Regions from separate parts of the Homo sapiens genome. Here region 1 is linked to region 2. A link is an interaction called in ENCODE POLR2A ChIA-PET data of the cell type or tissue named here. Cell type or tissue: A673. All regions are shown on one strand.

The links. ChIA-PET counts read pairs that join two places held together with the same protein. Peaks named below come from ENCODE experiments on the same cell type or tissue, not always from the same donor. Only the 100,000 strongest peaks of a DNase experiment are listed, where the experiment ranks them.
Region 1: POLR2A ChIA-PET joins it to region 2 with 11 read pairs; 2 of 35 experiments call an interaction of 5 or more read pairs at or near these places.

What each region holds. Positions count from the first base shown.
Region 1 is chr17:16,238,384-16,246,383 of GRCh38, reverse strand. All of the region lies in intron 2 of PIGL (phosphatidylinositol glycan anchor biosynthesis class L), which reads right to left. Among named protein-coding and RNA genes, the nearest start is that of PIGL, 25 kb to the right of the region's middle. In A673, no CTCF peak of the experiment used is centred here; no DNase peak of the experiment used is centred here; H3K27ac peaks cover 1,003 bases.
Region 2 is chr17:16,605,858-16,613,857 of GRCh38, reverse strand. No RefSeq gene overlaps it. Among named protein-coding and RNA genes, the nearest start is that of ZNF287, 41 kb to the right of the region's middle. In A673, no CTCF peak of the experiment used is centred here; no DNase peak of the experiment used is centred here.

The sequences.
Region 1 (8,000 bases), 370 kb after region 2:
TGCACCACCATGCCCAGCTAATTTTTGTATTTTTAGTAGAGACGGGGTTTCACCGTGTTGGCCAGGATGGTCTCGATCTCTTGACCTCGTGATCCACCTGCCTCCCAAAGTGCTGGGATTACAGGTGTGAGCCACCGCACCCGGCCTGAAGTACTTACTTTTAATAGGCTTACTATCCCTCTACTATAGCATTTCACGAGTAGGGGAGTGATGCTGAAGCTACATGGTCTTCATGTGATATATAAAAAATATAGGTGCCATGACCGGGCGCAGTGGCTCACGCCTGTAATCCCAGCACTTTGGGAGGCCGAGGCGGGTGGATCACAAGGTCAGTAGATCAAGACCATCCTGGCTAACATGGTGAAACCCCGTCTCTACTAAAAACACAAAAATAAAAATAGCTGGTCAAGGTGGCGGGTGCCTGTAGTCCCAGCTACTTGGGAGGCTGAGGTGGGAGAATGGTGTGAACCCAGGAGGCAGAGCTTGAAGCGAGCTGAGATTGTGCCACTGCACTCCAGCCTGGGTGACAGAGGGAGACTCCGAGACTCCGTCTCAAAAAAAAATATATATATATATATGTGTGTGTGTGTATATATATATATATGTGTGTGTGTATGTATATATATATGTGTGTGTATATATATGTGTGTGTGTATATATATATGTGTGTATATATATATAGGCCAGGCATAGTGGCTCACACCTGTAATCTCAGCATTTTGGAGGGCTGAGGCGGGCAGATCATGAGGTCAAGAGATCGAGACCATCCTGCCCAACATGGTGAAACCCCGTCTCTACTAAAAATACAAAAAATTAGCCACTGCACTCCAGCCTGGCGATAGAGCAAGACTCCGTCTCAAATATATATATATATATATACTCCCTGGCTTACAATCTGGCTACGTCCCAATAAACCCATCCTAAACTGAAAATATCATAAGTAAAAAACACACTCTAGGCCGGGTGTAGTGGCTCATGCTTGTAATCCCAGCACTTTGGAAGGCCGAGGCAGGTGGATCATCTGAGTTCAGGACTTCAAGACCAGCCTGGCCAACACGGCAAAATCCCGTCTCTACTAAAAATACAAAAATTTAGCTGGGCATAGTGGCAGGCGCCTGTAATCCCAGCTTCTTGAGAGGCCGAGGCGGGTGGATCACGAGGTCAAGAGATTGAGACCATCCTGGCCAATGTGGTGAAACCTCGTCTCTACTAAAAATACAAAAATTAGCTGGGCGTGGTGGTGGGCACCTGTAATCCTAGCTTCCTGGGAGGCTGAGGCAGGAAAATTGCTTGAATCCAGGAGGTGGAGGTTGCAGTGAGCCGAGATTGCACCATTACACTCCAGCCTGGGCAACAAGAGCGAAACTCCGTCTCAAAAAAACAAGAACAACAAAAAACACACTCTAGTCTGGGTGTGATGGCTCACACCTGTAATCCCAGCACTTTGGAAGGCTGAGGTGGGTGGGTTGCTTGAGCTCAGGAGCTCAAAACCAGCCTATGCAACGTGGCAAAACCCTGTCTCTAAAATAATTACCAAAAAAATTAGCTAGATGTGGTGACGTGTGCCTGTAGTCCCAGCTACTCGGGAGACTGAGGCAGGAGGGTCACTTGAGCCCGGGAGGTGGAGGCTGCAGTAAGCCATGATCCTGCCACTGCACTCTAACCTGGGTGACAGAGTGAGACCCTGTCTCAAAAGCAAAAAACAAAAACCAAAAACTCCCCGCTTTATACCTTCAACTTAGGAGGTGTTTATCCAAATGTAACCCCATCCCAAGTTGAGGAGTGTACTGAATGCACATTGCTTTCTATCAGAGTAAAGATCTTAATAACCAAGATCTCCAAAACAGATTTGTCCCCGAAAACATTTGCATTACTGGGCCAAAGCAGACACTGCACAGGCAGGACATTGTGCAAATGGAGTGCCTGAGAAAAAACACGATTACTAATATTGAAATTGCCTTTGCAAAATTATGACTGAGACAGTGAAAGAGATCTAACTTAACTGACTCCATCTTGCTTCTAACCTCCAAGCTGTCCTTGTTCATTCCTGGGCATAGGATGAACTAACTTTGGGAGAAACTTAATTTATAGATCATAGTTTAAACAAAGACGGTAACAGCCCTTTCCCAAAGCAGACCTCCTTGCCTGGGGACTAGATTGCCTTTGTAGGACTAACGAGTTAGGCCCAAGATTATAAATTATGGTTTAGGAGTCATGCAGCTGGAGGACACAAGATTCTAACCCTCCCTAAACTGCTAAGATCAGTGCTTGAGATATTTTGCAGACCCTGCACTTGATGGATCACCCAGATCAATAAACTGGCTCATCTGATCTTGTAGTCCCCCACCCAGGAACTGACTCAGCCCAAGAAGAGACCTTCGACTCCCCATGATTTCGTCTCTGACCAATCAGCTCACTGGCTTCGCCCCACCCACCACATTATGCTTAAAAACTCTGCTGCCTGAATGCTCAGGGAGACAGATTTGAGTAACAGTAAAACTCTGGTCTCCCGCAGCTCTGCGTGAATTACTCTTTCACCATTGCAGCTCTCCATCTGGATAAATTGGCTCTGTCTAGGCAGTGGGCAAGGTGAACCCCTTGGGCGGTTACAATATTAATGTGAAAAAACAAATCACAACACTCACAGAGTAAGAGGGTGGGATATCATCTTTGAAAACAAAGGAACCCATAACTCCTTTCACAAATTAACTCAAAACCATGTATCTTTCGAGGTTTACGGAGGAAGAAATTTAGGAACAGAATTCAGTAACTTGCCTAGGTTACGCAATTAAAAACTTTAAACTTGGGTTTCAGTCTGGGCAGTCTGGCTCTATAAATCCACTGGTATAAACAGAAGAAATTCTCCCGTGGTGACCCCAGTAGTTTACCATGAAGCAAGTAAGATCAAGAATAAATCTAAACTTTTTCCTTCATCTCTTTGTAGCATACTGAAATGAATGGGATCCCCACCCCAAATCAAATACAGTGAACATCAATTCCCACCAATGCCTAATATTATAAAGAATAATCAGCAGGCCAGAAACGGTGGCTCACGCCTGTAATCCCAACACTTTGGGAGTTCGAGGCAGGTGGATCCCCTGAGGTCAGCAGTTCGAGACCAGCCTGGCCAACATGGTGAAACCCTATCTCTACTAAAAATATAAAAATTAGCTGGGTGGGTGGCACACGCCTGTGATCCTAGCTACTTGGGAGGCTGAGGCAGGAGAATTGCTTGAACCCGAGAGGTGGAGGTTGCTGTGAGCCAAGATTGCACCACTGCATTCCAGCCTGGGTAACAGAGCAAGACTCCGTCTCATAAACAAACAAACAAACACACACCAGTAACAACACAGTTAATGGTTAAACACTGGATATGTTGTCAATCAAATCATAAATACGGATAAAGTTGCCTGCTTTCCCTTTTTTGTTTAACATAGATTAAGGAAATCCACTCAAAGAAATAAGAAATGGATCAGGGCTGAGCGCAGTGGCTCATGCCTGTAATCCCAGCACTTTGGGAAGTGGACCATTTGTGGTCAGGAGTTCAAGACCAGCCTGACCAACATGGTGAAACCCCATCTTTACTAAAAAAACAAAAAATTAGCCGGGTATGGTGGTGTATGCCTGTAATCTCAGCTACTCAGGAGGCTGAGACAGAAGAATCACTTGAACCCAGGAGGCAGAGATTGTGTTACAAGCGAGACTCTGTCTCAAAAAAAAAAAAAAAAAAAAAAAAAAAGGAATCAGAAATAAGAGGCATATGTTGAAAACATGAAAGATTGTATTAGCATTATTTGCAGATGATTTACCTACAAAACTTTAGGGAATCAAGTTAAAACTGGTAGGCTTTTTACAGAAGTTTCAAAGTGATGAATATAAAATAAATACATTAAAAAATCAATAAAGCTACATACTAGCAGTAAATTCTTAACCAAAAAATCTTTTTCACAGCAATAATAATAAAAAAGAATCAAAATAACTTTAACAAGAATTGTTTAGTACCTAGATGAAGAAAACTATAAAAAGTTCTATATAGACTGGGAATGGTGGCTCATGCTGTAATATCAGCACTTTGGGAAGCTGAGGCAGATCACTTGAGCCCAAGGGTTGGAGACCAGCCTGGGTGACATGGCAAGACTCTGGATCTAAAATAATTTTTAAAATTAGCTGGGCATGGTGGTGCACACCTGTAGTCCTAGCTACTTAGGAGGCTGAGGTGGGAAGATTGCTTGAGCCCAGAAGTTAGAGTTTGCAGTGAGACAGGATCATGTCATTGCACTTTAGCCTGATGGCAGAGACCTTGTCTCCAAAAACAAACAAAAAAAAACCCCAAAGAAAAAGTCCTATACTCTGACCCAGTAATTCAATATCTAGAAATTCATTTATGGAAAGAGTCAGAACTTCAAAGAGATTTGCTAAAAAAATTGTAAGTGCTTAAATATTAGAAAGATTTAAATATTCAATAGTAGGAGAATGTTAAATGTTATGGTACATCTTCACGATTAAATCTTTACAATCATTAAAGACTTTTAATGATTATTTAATGACATAGAAAAATGCTAAAAATACTCTCTAGTAAAAAAAGCAGGGTACCAAATTTCTTATACCATTTGATGCTAATTTTGTTTAATACTGAGCAGATAATTCTCATTTTCCTTATAATTTTCTCAAGTATTCCCACCTTACATCTCAATGCTTCCAATTCTCCTCATTATAGTTTGTGGTTTTATTTTCCTCTAACTGATCCCCAGTTCTTATCACTCCAGTTAATCCATGGGCAATTTCATTCACCCCAAAGATTTTCTTTTTTTTTTTTAAGACAGAGTTTCACTCTTGTTGCCCATTCTGGAGTGCAGTGGTGTGATCTCGGCTCACTGCACCGTCCTCCTCCCAGGTTCAAGTGATTCTCCTGCCTCAGCCTCCATGCACCACCACACACGGCTAATTTTGTATTTTTAGTAGAGATGGGGTTTCTCCACGTTGGTCAGGCTGGTCTCAAACTCCTGACCTCAGGTGATCCGCCCACCTCAGCCTCCCAAAGTGCTGGAATTACAGGCCTGAGCCACTGCACCCAGCCCACCCCAAAGACTTTCATCCTCCCATATGCTAAAGATGCCTAATTTATTATCTCTTCATACCCAATTCTCCTCCTTTGCAAACTACCCTCGCTAATCTTTATCCACCTAGATATCTAGGTGGGTTTCCATTATCCCAAATTTCTTTTGTTCGTTGAATTCCTGCCACTTCTTTTTTTTTTTTTTTTTTTTTTGAGAGGGAGTTTCGTTTTTGTTGCCCAGGCTGAAGTGCAATGGCGTGATTTCGGCTCACTGCAACCTCTGCCTCCTGGGTTCAAGCCATTCTCCTGCCTCAGCCTCCCAAGTAGCTGGGATTACAGGGATGTGCCACCACACCCGGCTAATTTTGTATTTTTAGTAGAGACCGGGTTTCTCCATGTTGGTCAGGCTGGTCTCGAACTCCCGACCTCAGGTGATCTGCCCCCCACCCCCTCGGCCTCCCAAAGTGCTGGGATTAGAGGCGTGAGCCACCATGCCCGGCCTATTTCTACCTCTTAAATAATACTGGAGGCCAGGTGCGCTGGCTCACGCCTCTAATCTCAGCATTTTGGGAGGCCAAAGTGGGAGACTGCTTGAGTCCAGGAGTTCAAGACCTGCTTGGGCAAGCTAGCAAGACTCCATCTCTACCGAAAAAAAAAAAAGGTAGCTGGCAAGGTGGTGCATGCCTGTGGTCCCAGTTACTCGGGAGGCTGAGGTGGAAGGATCCCTTGCACCCGGGAGTTAGGCTGCAGTGAGCCGTGATTGTGTCACTGCATTCATCCTGGGTGACAGAGCAAAACTCTGTCTCAAATAAAATGAAAAAAACAAAAGAAAACAAAACCTTGGGGCTGGGGCTGCGCGTGGTGGCTCACATCCATAATCTCAGCACTTTGAGGGGCTGAGGTGGGAGGATTGCTTGAGCCTAGGAGTTCCAAACCAGCCTGGGTTCATTAGTTCCTTCTCACATTGCTATAAAGAAATACCTGAGACTGGGTAATTTATAAGGAAAAGAGGTTTAATTGGCTCATGGCTCTGCAGGCTATAAAGGAAGCATAGCAGTTTCCACTTTTGAGGAGGCCTCAGGAAGCTTCCAATCATGGCAGAAGGCAAAGGGGGAGCAAGCATCCTACATGGCAGAGGCAGGAGCAAGAGAGAGAGGGAGGAAGTACTATACACTTCTAAACAAGCAGATCTTGCCAGAACTCACTGACAAGGACAGTACCAAGGAGGATAGTGCTAAACTATTCATGAGAAATCTGCCTCCATGATCCAATCACCTCCTACTGATCCAACGCCCCACCTCCAATGTTAGGATTACAGTTCCACATGAGATTTTGGTGGGGACACAGATCGAAATCATATCACTGAGTAATTCAGGGAGAACCCATCTCTACGAAAAGTTAAAAAATAAGCCAGGCATGGTGGCCCACACCTGTAGTCCCAGCTACTCAGGAGTTCAAGGCTGCAGTGAGCTAAGATTGCACCACTGCCTAAACAGCCTGGGTGTCAGCGTGACACCTTGTCTCTAAAAAAAAAAAGAGTTGAATTCATCCCATCATCTCCATCTCAGTTGCTGCTACCCTAATTTGAGATATCCTCCCTCCACTGGGACAAAGACAATAGACTCATCTACAATCTTGATCTCTTCAATCCATACTTTCATTAGAGTAATCATTCTGAAGCACAAAACTCATCATCTCTCTCCACTATTCACAGTTTACATTTCTGTATGATATCATGAAGGTTCAACAGAAAGAGATATATGTTTTGCCAAAGCTAATTTGTTCACAGCTCACCTAAACTTTACTGCCTTTTCTTTTTCTTTTTTTTTTCTTTTTTATTTTTTTGAGACAGAGTCTCACTCTGTCACCCAGGCTGGAGTGCAGTGGTGCGATCTCAGCTCACTGCAACCTCCGCCTCCTGGGTTCAAGCGATTCTCCTGCCTTAGCTTCCTGTGTAGCTGGGATTACAGGTGTATGCCACCACGCCTGGCTAATTTTTTGTATCTTTAGTAGAGACGGGGTTTCACCATGTTGGCCAGGCTGGTCTTGAACCCTTGACCTCCTGATCCGCCTGCCTCGGCCTCCCAAAGTGCTGGGATTACAGGCGTGAGCCACCCGGCTGGCCCAAAATTCATTTTTATTTTTCATTTTAATTTTTAGAGACAGGGTTCTGCCATGTTGCCTAGGCTGGCTTTGAACTTCTGGCCTCAAGCAATCCTCCTACCTCAGCCTCCTGAGTATCCAGGACTACAGGGTGCGTGCCACCACACCTAGCTAAATTTTCAGGTCGGGCAAGGTGGCTCCGGCCTGTAATCCCAGCACTTCGGGAGGCCAAGGCGGATGGATCATCTGAGGTCAGGAGTTCAAGACCAACCTGGCCAACATGGCGAAACCCCGTCTTTTTTTTTTTTTTTTTTTGAGACGGGGTCTCACTCTGTCGCACCAGGCTGGAGTGCAGCGGCGTGATCTCAGCTCACTGCAACCTTCACCTCCTGTGTTCAAGCAGTTCTCCTGCCTCAGCCTCATGAGTAGCTGGGATTACAGGCACGTACCACCACATCTGGCTAATTTTTTTATTTTTAGTAGAGACGGGGTTTCACCATTTTGGTCAGGATGGTCTCGAACTCCTGACCTCATGATCCTCCTGCCTCGGCCTCCCAAAGTGCTGGGATTACAGGTGTGAGTCACGGCGCCTGGCAACCCTGTCTTACTAAAAATACAAAAATTAGCTGGGCATGGTGGTGGGCGCCTGTAATCCCAGCTACTCGGGAGGCTGAGGCAGGAGAATGGCTTGAACACAGGAGGAGGAGGTTGCAGTGAGCTGAGATCACACCACTGCACTGCAGCCTGGGTGACAGAGCAAGACCCCGTCTCAAAAAAAAAAAAAAAAGAAAAAAAGAAACACTCCAGTACCTTCCACTAAGGTTTAAATTGTTATATTTTG
Region 2 (8,000 bases):
ATAAATCTAGTTTTTGTCAGTATAGATTAGAATTATCTTTTCTAGACTTTCATATAAATGGAATGATACAGCATACTCTTCTGTGTCTGCCTTCTTTCTCTTAACATAAAGTTTTGAGATCCGTTAATATGGTGTGTATCAGTGTTTCATTCTCTTATTGCTGAGTAGCATACTGTTATGTTAATATATGACCACAACTGATTAACTCACTCGATGATGGACAGTTGTTTCCAGTTTGGGGTTATGATGAATAAATCTGCTATGAACAGTCATATACAACTTTTTGTGTAGACATATATTTTTTTCATTTATATTGCATCAATTTCTGGGTTTGGAGTTGCTAGTTCATATGATAAATATATGTAAAACTTTATAAGAAACTGCCAATTGTTTTCCAAAGTATTTGTACCATTTTACAACCCCCCAACAATGTATGATTGTTTGAGGTACTTTCAGCCTTGCCAACTGAATTGTCAGGTTTTTGTTTGTTTGTTTGTTTTGAGAGACAGAGTCTTGCTCTGTTGCCCAGGCTGGAGTGGAGCACAGTGGCGAGATCTTGGCTCACTGCAACTTCCCCCTCCCAGGTTCAAGCGATTCTCCTGCCTCAGCCTCCCAAGTAGCTGGGACTATAGGTGCGTGCCACCACACCCTGCTAATTTTTTGTATTTTTAGTACAGATGGGGTTTCACCGTGTTGGCGAGGATGATCTTGATCTCCTGACCTCGTGATCCGCCCGCCTTGACTTCCCAAAGTGCTGAGATTACAGGCGTGAGCCACCAAGCCCGGCCAGGTTTTTTTTTAATTATTTTGTAACTTTTCTAATATATGCAGCAGTGCTTCAAGGTGATTTTGCTTTGCGTTTCCCTGACGATTATTTTGAACATTTTTCATGTGCTTAATGGCCTTTATATCTCTCCATTGTGAAGCATCTGTTTATTTTGCTCATTTTAAGAATTAGGTTATTGGTCTTGTTATTAAGTTGTAATGCTCTTTATTTAGATACAAGTCCTTTATCATATATACATGTTGGGAATATCTTCTGTCAGTCTTTAACTTCCTTTTAAATTTTCCTAGTGGTGTCTTTTGAAGAGCAGATGCTTTGGATTTGGATGGATATCAATTTGTCATTTCTTTTTTTTGTCATACCTTTTTGGTTCTATTGAAGAAATTTTTACCTACCCTAGGATCCTGAAGTTTTTTTCTCCTGTTTTCTTTGGAAATTTTATGGATTTATATTTTATGTTTAGTCCTACATGCAATTTTGTGTTAATTTTTCTGTCCATGGATTATGTTGTATTTTATCATTCAGTTAAAAGCATTTTCTAATCTTTATTATAATTTCTACCTTGACCCTTGACTATTTAGAAGTATGTTAATTGGTTGTAAAGCATTTGTGGATTTTCTATTTATCTATTATAGATACCTAGTTTAATTCCAATGTGATCAAAGAACACACTATATTATTATTATTATTATTATTATTATTATTATTATTATTATTTTATTATTATTTTGAGACAGAGCCTCACTCTGTTGCCAAGGTTGGAGTGCAGTGGCACAATCTTGGCTCACTGCAACCTCTGCTTCCTGGGTTCAAGTGATTCTTGTGTCTCAGCCTCCTGGATAGCTGGGATTATGGGTGTGTGCCACCACAACCAGCTAATTTTTTTGTATTTTTAGTAGAGATGGGGTTTCACCATGTTGGTCAGGCTGGTCTTGAACTCCTGACCTCAAGTGATCCACCTGCCTCGGCCTCCCAATGTGCTGGGATTACAGGTGATGAGCTGCCGTGCTCGGCCTCATACTATATTATTTTAATCCTTAAGTTTGTTGAGACTTACTTTATGGCCCAGCCTCTATTTTTTGGTTAATGCTCCATATTCACTTGAAAATAACACGAAAGTAAGAATTTTCACTTGAAAATTCTGCAATTAGATGTTAATGTTCTATAAATATTAATTAGATCTAGTTGGTTAATAGTTTTCTTCAAATCTTCCACATTCCTAGTGATTTTTTTTTCTTTGAGATGAAGTTTCGCTCTTGTCATCCAGGCTGGAGTGCGATGGTGCGATCTCGGCTCACTGCAACCTCTGCCTCCCAGGTTCAAGGAATTCTCCTGCCTTGGCCTCCTGAGTAGCTGGGAGGTGCATCCCACCACATCTGGCTAACTTTTTGTATTTTTATAGAGACGGGGTTTCACTGTGTTAGCCAGGATGGTCTCGATCTGCTGACCTCGTGATCCACCTGCCTCGGCCTCCCAAAGTGCTGGGATTACAGGCATGAGCCACTGCACCTGCCCAGTTTTTAAAATAAATATTTTTAATTTTTCCCATTTTAATTTCAAGTACAGTAAATATCAATAGATATAACCTATATAAAAAAACTCTTTGGGTTCCTCAATAATTTTTAAAAGTGTAAAGCAGGCCGAGTGTGGTGGCTCACGCCTGTAATCTTGGCACTTTGGGAGGCTGAGGTGGGCGGATCACCTGAGGTCAGGGGTTCGAGACCAGCCTGACCAACATGGAGAAACCCCATCTCTACTAAAAATACAAAATTAGCCGGGCGTGGTGGCACATGCCTGTAATCCCAGCTACTCAGGAGGCTGAGGCAGGAGAATCGCTTGAACCCAGGGGCAGGGAGGTTGCAGTAAGCTGAGATCATGCCATTGCACTTCAGCCTGGGCAACAAGAGCAAAACTCCGCCTCAAAAAAAAAAAAAAAAAAAAAGTGTAAAGCAGTCCTGAGACTGAAATGTTTGAAAATAATAGCCCTTTAAATTCCCTATGAATCTTTGACTCATTGGAACACTCTTGAAATTAATATTTTGCCATTTCAAAGCAATGAAAAAAACTGACAATTTAATTTCATTTACTCCTTGCCTTTTGTTCCATTGTTGTCATAGATCTTTATTTCTATATTTATTTTAAACTCCCGAAGATATTACTATTATTGTTTTTAAGCAATGTCTGCTTATATTTACTCACATATTTAGCTATTCTCGTGCTCTTAATTCTCTCCTGAAGCTCCTTGTTCCAGTTGCTGTCATTTTCCTTCTGCCTGATTAACTCTTCTGGCATTTTATTATAGTCTTCCAGTGGATTCTCTCAGCTTTTCAGATATATATTACATTCATTTAGGAGGATAATTTCTCTTGAAATAGAGTTCTAGGCTGTCATTTGGGGTTTTGTTTGTTTGTTTTTGTTTGTTGGTTTTTGTGGGTTTTTTTGAGACGGAGTCTTGCTCTGTCGCCCAAGCTGGAGTGCAGTGGCGCGATCTCGGCTCACTGCAAGCTCCGCCTCCCGGGTTCACGCCATTCTCCTGCCTCAGTCTCCCAAGTAGCTGGGATTACAGGCGCCCGCCACCACTCTCGGCTAATTTTTTGTATTTTTAGTAGAGACGGGGTTTCCCCGTGTCAGCCAGGATGGTCTCGATCTCCTGACCTCGTGATCCGCCCCCCTCGGCCTCCCAAAGTGCTGGGATTACAGGTGTGAGCCACCGCGCCTGGCCGGGCTTTTTTTTTTTAAGCATCTAGAATAAAATGACATCCCATTGTCTTCAGCTTCCAGAGTTTCTACTAAAAGGTCCATTGTGAATTGTGAGTCCCATTGTTTTCTCTCTAGCTGCTTGTCAGATTTTCTCTTTGCTGTTAGCTGTCATAGGTTTTACTGCAATGTGCCTGGGTGTGCAGGGGTTTTCTTTGCTTTTGAATCATACTTGGGGTTTGTAGAGCTTTTTGAGACTGTGTTATGATGTCTTTCATCAGTGTGGGGAAATTCTCACCCAGGTTTCTTCAAATATTGCTTTACCTCGTTTTCTCTCTCTCTAATTCTAGGTTTCCAGTTACAGATAGCTTAGGACTTTTCACCATGTTCCAGATGGCTCTTACGGTTTTCTGTATCTCCCATTCTTCTCTATCTATCTGCATCAACCTGGATACTTTCCACTTACCTGTATTTCTGTTATTATCCTGTTTTTAATCTATTAAAACCATATTTTGAATTATTCATTTTACTCAGATGTTTTATTTCTGGAATCTTAGTCTTCTTTTTATATGGATTCTATTTATTTGCTAAAATTCTTCATTCTTTTTTCTCTTTTGAATATATTATTTATTTTAAATAATATTTATTTAAAAATCCTTGAGTGTTAACTGCAATAGATGAATTGCTTCTGGGTCTGTTGCTATCTGGCCAATTGATGCTTTCTTTTCCCCTGCATGACTTCTAATATTTCATTTGATGGCAAACATTATACTTGAAAAAATTATAGATGTTCCTGACTTATGTTCCTCTAAATAGAGCTAAGTCTTATTTTAGCAGATGGTTAGAATACCAGTAGATCACGCTGATCGACTACAGATGGTCCCCAACTAATGATGGTTTGACTCACAATTTTTTGACTTTATGATGGTTTATTGGGGTACTAAATGTATTTTTGACTTATTTTCTACTTAAGGCAGGTTTATTGGAATGTAACTGCATCGTAAGTCAAGGGACACCTGTGCCTTTATATGGTTGTGTTCCTATAAGCAGCATCTACAGCCTGGGAACCAAGGAGTGGGAACAGGAGAGTCCTTGCTCACCATCACTTCCAGCCACCCAGCTGACGGTTATGTGCTTCCCTATCCCACGAACCTCCGTTCTGTAGCTTTAGAGGTCGAAACAATTCCCTTGGGAAACACATCAAGCGTTCTTTTGAGCTGTAAACTACAGCTGCTGCCAAGGAGCCAGCCAGCAAGCAGAGGAGTCACCATCCCGACAGGGGTATTTGATCCTGATGATTAGAAGGAAGTAGGGCGATTAACACACAGTGTTAATCACAGTGGGGGAAGGGAGAAATATGTTTGGCACCCAGGTAATGCACTTTAATACTGGAAAGCTCCCTGTACTACCTTGCCCCATTTTCATAGTAAATAGATAAGTGCAGTAGCCATAGCCTGAGAGGCACATGGTGACCAGGGGCTCAGGGATGAATGTCTGGATCATGCCACTGGGAAGCCACCAAGACCAGCAGAGGTGCCAGTGGAGGTTGAGGGGCACCTGGAATGGACAGCAGAGGACAGCAGCAATCACTGTCAACTGCAGGGTTAAGACCAACTGCAGTGGGGACGGTGGCTGCAGTCCATCCCTTGGCCTCTTACAAGTTTCTTCCTGGAAAAAGAGACCCACCAGGATCCTAGAGTTGTTTCTCCTAAAACTTATATGAAGAAGTGAATCCAAGTGGTGGAAGGTGTGGCCTGCAGTGGCTGTCAGGTGGTGCCACCCACGACCCCCTTTCAGAACTGAGGAATTTGTTCTCCAGCTGCTGGGAGTATGGCTTGCAGACAGCCCTCAGCTGAAGGGCATCCCGTCGCCCTGGAACACACGTCGTTCCTGGGACAGCCACAGCCAATGACTAGTTGACATAGGGGCAAAGTTCTGGCCCTTCCACTCAAAGTTGGGGTAATTTTGAAGGGCTGTCTCAGTTCTGCAGCTCTTCCTGGGGTCAACTGGCACCCTTACTGAGACTGCATAGCAGCCTAACTTCTCCCTCTACCCAATCCCACTTTCTTCTCTTCTATTCTGCAGGTTGTGATATGAAAGCCTCCATACAAATCTCCATCTCACAACTTTCTGGGGAACCCAACCTGAGTGTCCTTCCCCACCTGTCATACCTCGAAAATATAGACTTTATTTATGGAACCAAGAGCTAAAATTGCTTCTAATTTTTCACTATTATAAATACAATTTCGATAACCCTGCAGGAAAGTCTTTGCAAACAACCTTAATTGTTTCCATGGGATCATAAAAAAATGGAATTTCTTAGGCAAAGTAACACATATTGATAAGGCTTTTTAATTCACATGCCCAAAGCCTTCTGAAAAGCTTTGCACACTCAGCAGCTGCATGTGGGAGTGCGTCCTGCTCCTGCATCTGTTGCCTGCCTTGGGCAATCACATCCTTACAATTTTGACATTGCCTTCTCTGTATTTGAGAATTTTTGCATCCCATAGAAATCAGAGAAGGAGGCCTATTCTTTCCATATAAAATCCCTAGAAGAAAATGAGCTTTTACCTCATAATAACTGAGGTAAGCAGGATTCAAAACTTTCAAACTCTGTCATCCCATCTGCACCAGGAGTTTCTCCTAATCTTTTCACAGGAGCAGTGAACTACTCTGTCCCTTATGGCCATATTATCGCCAGGAAAATCCTGATGCTCCAATTCCCCAGGCTGTGGGAGTCCCAGGACAATCCAGGTCTATCTGGAAATGTGAGCGGAGGATCAGCGTAGCAGGATCACTATTCTTTTCCTATGGTGAGAAACACCTTCTGGGCAGATTCTGGACTCATGTTTTCTGAGGGAAAAGCTGCTATCTCCCTCCTGGTAGCTTTTCTGTGTGGCCAGTGCTCGGAGCGTTACAAGTCAGAGGGAAAGAAGTTAGAGTATAAATCAGGCTGAAGCTGGATCCAGCCCACAGACTTGTGGTCCTTGATGCCTTCCACACTCTCTGGGAACTCTGTGTCCACTGCAGATATGTGACCAGTAAAACCGGAGTAGCACAGAGAAAAGTGGTGAGAAAATGCCCTGCCTGGGGCTAGCTCTGTCCAATTTCCCAAGAGCTTGCTCCTGGAAATTCTGCAGGATATCTTGGAATTCTCATGGTTCTTAAACTCCTCTACGATGAATGGTGACAGTGAGATCACCACTTTCACATCCATAGGAGCCTTGCAGAGAAGAAAAACTCCTTCATGGGCCAAAGGAATCTAATCCTAGCAGGATTTCAGACACGGGGATTTGGGGTGTGAGAAAGTCTTGGAGAACTGGAGAGATACTCTCGAAACCTCTCAGATTTCCTTCCTGGGCCACCACCTACTACACCTCTGGATGAGATTGACTTGTTCAATAAGGTCAGCATGGATGGCATGTTCTGTTGAAGCTACAAGACTGGAAACAGCAAAGAGGCTCAGTCATTCCCAAGACAGCCTCAGTAGCCTCTCCCTGCTAATATAGCATAACAAGATGACAAGGACATTTAATATTGGGAGGCAGAGACCACTTGACTGGCAGAATCTCAGCAGATGTAACTGGTGACATGATTTTCCCTACATCACAGGAATTCGGTAATGACCCAGATCCAACCTGACTCAGAGTTATAAAGATTTTATAAGACTCCAAATACATTTCCCATGCCTTCTCACAATTTCACTCCACCAATACCATAACAAACTACAGTCACATAATGCTGCACATTCTTTCCCTTCCCATCTCGATTAACCCTTGTTGGCAGGAGTGCTGATTCCAAGGCGATAAATAGGCTTTTTCAGCTCACAGAGGCTACTAGGACTCTATGAGCTGGTACAAAAGCAACAGAGGATCCCCAGGGTGCATGTGTCTGATCCCTTAAGACTCTCCATTAACACCCTTGGAATGCACTCAGTGGAAGAGACTGGCTCAGTACCTTCCCTGCTCCCTGGAACTGGATTCGAACCAGGCCCTGGACTCAGCCAGGTGTTCTCTTTAGGGACAAAGGTCAATCTTCTGGCACTCCCTTCTTGACCAGCACCACAATGGCCACTCTGCAGCTTCCACACAGCATATGGCAAAGCGCAAAATGACCTGGGCACAAACTGGGCCTCATTCATGTCTTGACAAGGCAGAGGCGTGAGAATATCAGGTGGGTGGGAGGGTGGGGAGTGTTACCAAGCACAGCTTCAGACAAAACTTCTCCTTTCTTCTGGCATGGCCTGAGTCTGGGCCTGGGGACTTCCTCCACTGGAGCTTTTCAAACCCAAGCTTTGCTCCACCAGTCTATCCCTTCCTGGGGTGTATATAAAACCCATGGGATTTCAGTGCCGCTTCTAAATATTTTATTTATTGACTAAAAACAGGAGATTCCTGTTTGTAAACAGCCAGATGAGACATAATTATTTTAATAGTCAAAATGAGAGGAAAAAAACTTTAATGATTAAAACCAAGGCCTTGATTGAATAAACTATTAGAATCCATAGAATGGCCATCAA